2 separate regions of the Homo sapiens genome follow, and region 1 is linked to region 2. Evidence: read pairs that join two places in POLR2A ChIA-PET (ENCODE). Cell type or tissue: PC-3. All regions are shown on one strand. Links, peaks and the distances in the headings refer to the core of each region. The heading gives the core; the rest is flanking DNA. Region 1 overlaps PRORP (protein only RNase P catalytic subunit). Region 2 has its middle 63 kb from the start of INSM2.

What was found. Peaks named below come from ENCODE experiments on the same cell type or tissue, not always from the same donor. Only the 100,000 strongest peaks of a DNase experiment are listed, where the experiment ranks them.
Region 1: POLR2A ChIA-PET joins it to region 2 with 5 read pairs; 2 of 35 experiments call an interaction of 5 or more read pairs at or near these places.

What each region holds. Positions count from the first base shown.
Region 1 is chr14:35,161,878-35,164,806 of GRCh38, reverse strand. All of the region lies in intron 4 of PRORP (protein only RNase P catalytic subunit), which reads right to left. All of the region lies in intron 4 of PRORP-PSMA6 (PRORP-PSMA6 readthrough), which reads right to left. Among named protein-coding and RNA genes, the nearest start is that of PRORP, 41 kb to the right of the region's middle. In PC-3, for the core only: no CTCF peak of the experiment used is centred there; no DNase peak of the experiment used is centred there; H3K27ac peaks cover 72 bases.
Region 2 is chr14:35,469,836-35,472,764 of GRCh38, reverse strand. No RefSeq gene overlaps it. Among named protein-coding and RNA genes, the nearest start is that of INSM2, 63 kb to the left of the region's middle. In PC-3, for the core only: no CTCF peak of the experiment used is centred there; no DNase peak of the experiment used is centred there; H3K27me3 peaks cover 747 bases.

The sequences.
Region 1 (2,929 bases), core at 330-2,829, 310 kb after region 2:
ATATGTCTAATGAAGGATTTTTCTTTTTTCCTTATTTTTATTTATTTCAGTATTTCAACTTTTATTTCAGATACAGCAGATCCATGTAGAGGTTCGTTACATGGGTATACTGTACCCAGGTAGTGAACACAGTACCCAGTAGGTAGCTTTTCAACCCATACCCCACCCCCTCTAGCAGTCTGCAGTGTCTGTTGTTCCCATGTTTATGTCCATGTATGCTCAATGTTTAGCTCCCATTTATAAGTAAGAACTTGCAGTATCTGCTTTTCTCTTACTGAATTAATTTGCTTAGGATTATGGCGTCCGGCTCCATCCATGTTGCTGTGAAGGACATGACTTTGTTCTTTTTTATGGTTGCATAGCATTCCATGGTGTATAGTACCACATTTTCTTTATCCAGTCCACCACTGATTGGCACTAGGTTGATTCCACGTCTTTGCTATTGTGAGTAGCGCAGCAATGCACATATGAGTGGATGTGTCTTTTTGGTATAATGATCCATTTCCCTTTGGGTATACACCCAGCAGTGGATTCCTGAGTTAAATGGTTGCTCTGTTTTAAGTTATTTGAGAAATCTCCAAGCTGCTTTCCACAGTGGCTGAACTAATTTACATCCCATCAACAGTGTATAAGCATTCCCTTTTCTCTGCAGCCTCATACTGGTACAAAAACAGATATAGAGACCAATGGAACAGAATGGAAAACTCAGAAATAAAGCTGCACACTCACATACAACTGATTTTCGACAAGGCCAACAAAAACAAGCAATGGGGAAAGGAATTCCTATTCAATAAATGGTGCTCAGATAACTGGCTAGTTATATGTAGCAAAATGAAACTGGACCCTTACCTTTCACCACATATCAAAATTAACTCAAGATGGATTAAAGATTTAAATGTATACCCTCAAACTATAAAAATCCTAGAAGAAAACCTAGGAAATACCCTTCTTGACATCAGCCTTGGCAAAGAATTTTTGGTTAAGTCCCCAAGAGCAATTGCAACAAAAACAAAAATTGACAAGTGGGACCTAATTAATTAACTAATTAAACTAAAGAGCCTCTGTATAGCAAAAGAAACTATTAAAGTAAACAGACAACTTACGGAATAGGAGAAAATATTTACAAACTGCATCCAACAATGGTCTAATATCCAGAATCTACAAGGAACTTAATTCAACAAGCAAAAAACAAATAACCCCATTAAAAAACAGGCAAAAGACATGAACAGACACTTCTCAAAAGAAGGCATACAAGTGGCTAATAAACATATGAAAAAATGCTCAATATCACTAATCATCAGAGAAATGCAGATTAAAAGCACAATAAGATGCCATCTCAAACCAGTTAGAATGGCTATGATTACAACATCAAATAATAAGGTGTTTTTTTAACTGCAGGTCACAACACCTTACTAGGTCATGAGATCAATTTAATACAGTTGCAACCAGCATTTCAGGGAGAAATAAACAGAACTAAAATAGAGTGCAACAAATACAGCAAGAGTACATAATTTTTTTATGTATACATTTTTTTTCATTTATAAATGTATTATTACATAAAATGTATATTGTATCTGTGTTGTGTTAAAAAACGCTTAAAAGCCACGGGTAATAGGACTCTGTCACATATATAAAACATGATTTTGCCCCAGGGAGCATTATTAATACATTTTATCAGAGGCCTATAATATTTACCTCTGGTAAGTTTATTAAAGAAAGTGCCAGAACCCAAGTTATAAAAATTAGCTCTAATAGATATTAGATATATCATAAAACTACAATAATCAAAATAGTGTCATACTGTTAGGAATGCAGATTAGTGAATCAGAACAGAAAGTCCAAAAAGAGACCTAAATATTTATATGAAGAATTTGGTATATGCTAAAAGTAACATCCCGCTTTATCCCTAGTGGGGTAAAATATGGGTTGTTAAATGATGTTGACACAATTGGCTAATTAGCTGGGGAGGAAATTAAGTTGGAACTATACCTCACATCAGAAAAAAATTCCAAATGGATGAAAAATTTAGAGAAAAACAACAAAAGTGAAGGGAGCAAAAGGAAGTTTTTTGTGTTTGTTGGCTTTTCAATAACCTTGCAACAGAAAAAATCTTTCTAAATATGAAACCCAGGAGCCATAAAAGGAAAGTCTGACAAATTCGAATATTTTAAAGTATACATAGAGAAAAAAAATAAGCCTCAAAAATTGTAATTTAAATCACAGATGATTTTTCAAATAAAGAGCTCCTAAAATTAATATGAAAACAGTCAATAACTCAAAAAACAGACAAGACAGGAGCAGTTTGCAGAAAATAAATATAAGTGCCTCTTAAACCTATGAAAATATGCTCCACCACACTCCAAGAAAATTGTAAATTAATCCTATACTGCAATTTTATTTTTTTACTTCATATAGGCAAAGATCAAAATGTTTGATAACACACTGAATCTTCAAGGTGCGGAGAAAGAATTCTCATATTTTGCTGATCACAGTATATACTGTTAAAATTTCCATGAAGGCCAATCAAAATTAATATGTCTCCATTGTGCTAGCAATTCAATTTGTGGGAATCTATCTTATATCTATCTTGGAATATGTGAGAAATTACAAATGTGTAAGATGATTCACTGTGACACTTTTGTAATAGTGAAAGATTTGAAACAAGTTAAATACTCGTTAATAGGAGACTCAATGAATAATTAAATTATGGTCATTCCATACAGCTAGAAAGAAGAAAAAAGAGAAGGGGAAGAGGAGAGAGAGGAAGGAGAAAGAAGATAACCTATTTTTCAATCTAGAAATATAAAATGATAGCCCACTATCAACTAGATGAAGGACTGAAAAAGTTTCCCTAAAAAATTCTCAATCATCTAGAATCATGAGCTAAAGATGCATGCTCCCTAGCAGTTAGGTATCATTTCCAAGTATT
Region 2 (2,929 bases), core at 328-2,827:
CCTCGGCTTCCCAAAGTGTTGGGATTGCAGGTGTGAGCCACCATGCACGGCCAAAAATTTTTAAAGATACAAAGGGAGAGGGAGAAAAAGGGAAAGAGCAATTTCACACATCATTCTCACCAAGGTATAGCCATTTGACGAAGTTTTTATGGTAGACTTGACAGGACTAATCATCAAATTATTTTCATTGAAAACATCTGTTTTGAATTTATTTATTGATTTATTGATGTATTAAATTTTTTACCATCATAACATCAGGGCATTCTGTGTTGCTAGTGGTGGTACTGACGATGATGCTGGCTTTTTATTTTATACATTGTTATTTTGGTCCATCTGAGCAACTATTTTTTAACCAAAAGAAGTTATTTTTTTTTCTTTTGCCCACTTTTTTGGCAAGTCACTATAGTTGAAAAAGCCTCATATCTAAGTTAATAAATGTTATAAGTTAATAAATGTTACCTTATGATCTCTTAAGACTGTTCTATTGCCGTTTTTTCTTTATCCTCATCCCCAACTTCTGTTCAATAGAAGGCACAATTAATTATATAAAAGATACATAGAGTCTGCATTTGCTTTCCTTAGGCATAGGAATTACACTGGCTATTTCCATACAGGCAGTATTCTCCTAGACCTTCTCTATAGATGCCAATTAGAAGATTAGCGTCTTTTCTCTCTCCCTCTTTGCTATTAAATAGTCACACAAAAGCTGAGCTGACAAATTACTCCGTCCATGGTGCTCGACAAAGACAGACAATAGATCATCATCATTTACTATACTTGAATCCTATTAATCACAGATTAATGAGAACATGTCTAGTGGGGAAGAAATTACCAGAATGTGGGCCTATTGGCTTGTTACTCATGTAACATCTGCTCAGGCTTTACCTTTAGTGTCATGTCATCTTTTATCACATTGAAATAATGTTTGCTCCAGAAACATAATTAAGATAATGGAGCAAATTCAGAGCCCTTCCCTTAATAATTAAAGAACCACGGTTGTATTTCTTAGTTCAGTGGCTTTTAAAAAAAACTAATTTCCCTCTGTTCTTGATTATTTCCTTTTTCTTTTGCTCATAATGAACTATCAAATCTTGGGGCTTTTTTTTCTCTTTGTAAACTATGATTAATCCTCATACCCAAAACTAGGACAAAGTCAGAGTTTGAGTTCCTTTTTCTATTGAGATAAAATTCATATGATATGAAATTCACCATTGTAACCACATTAAAATGCACAATTAAGTGGGATTCCTTTTACAATTTGAAACATCCTAAACTCAGATTAATACTTAGAATATCATATACACTTTGTAAGGATCATCAAGTACTATATTTATTTTCCTTAACCTTCATCTACAATGTACTGTTTTATTTTTATATAATCAAATACTTTTATTTTTAAAATCTGGGGTTTTACCAATGTTTTAGTTTTTTATACTTAAGCTAATTACCTGCTTTACTTTAAAGCACAGAAGTAGAAATTTGGGTTCAAATATTTAATATTCTTGGAGGTCTCCTATCCTTTTGTTGCAACAAGGGGTAGAACTAGGGGAACAAATATAAAGATAAGTTTAAAAATAAAAAGCAATTTTTATTCATCTATAATCATCTATAATGGCATCTATAATCAGCTGCTTAAAAGTAAAAAGTCATAATTCATGATTATAAAACTGAAAAAAGTAATCGCTTGGGTTAAAAAATCTAGAATATATATTTGTTACTCTTGGAAGGCTGTGGTGATGAGTGCTCAGGGCTGGATAAGCTGTGATCTAAGGCTTTGTGATTAAGCCATGATTCAGCACCACGGGAATAAAAACAGCTCCACAACCAAGAGCTGGCAAGCACTAGTTCAGGAAGCAGGGAGGAGGATTGCAAAGAGCTTCTTAATTAAATTTTAATTATTGCTAATTAGAACTACCGTTTTTTTATATCCCCAACAAGGAAGACAAGAGTTGATCTTGCCTTTTTATTATTCTGCTAATTAGTTTCCCAAGGAGAGGTTTGAAAGGGCAGTCTCTGCTTTGACAGTATACAAGTTGTTAGCTGAGCTCAGACCTGCAGATCAATCTCATGCTAAAGTTTGAGCGTTAGTATTCCTAGGTAGATATTTTCTGGTTCTAAAATTTTATTACAAATATCTGAGGGAATGAATTGTCCCTATCCACTATTTAAAGAAATCCATAAGTTAGTTTTCCTGTTGTTTATCCTGTCTACCTTCTCTTCATACAAGTATCAAAGATTTTGCTTAATTATTAAAGTTGTGAATCCTCTACACACATTAATGTGGTAAACTTTGTGCCTTTTTGAATTGTTTGTTAAATGTTAGAGATGATCTCTATCTGATTGTAAAGAACGATTTGATGTACACATAAAAGTAACTGCTAGTTTTCTCTAGCAGTGAATTTAGTGCTTTGCAATAGGTAACAACAACAACAAAAATTGAAGTTCCTGCTCTGAAGAGCTCCCAAGTTCTATTAAATACCATTTAAGATGAAATGCTAACTGTTCCAGGTAAACCACATTTGAGATTGCAAAGCAGAAACCCTAACTGTAAACTTGAATTCATAATCCCAGAAGGTTCCCAAGACCCATTAGCATTATAGCCCTCTGCAAAATACGAATTCTATTTTGTAAGTGCACACATTTCATAATTCTTCTCCCAAGATAATAAAGATAAGAGTTCTGAGCTAGTGCAACTCCCTGTGTTAATTACAATAAAATCCAACAAATGAAATTACATTTTTGGAATCAACAGCTTTTGGCCAAGCAAACCCACATGCCTTGACAGCCTTCCTTTGCAGTTGGAGTTACATTAACACATGTGTTTGTTTCCTCACCTTTTACAGACCCAAGAGCCCTGTGATATGTTAATTCACACCAAATTCTAATCCTTTCCCTTGTCTTTATCTTTCCAACTCAGTGATATGATGTG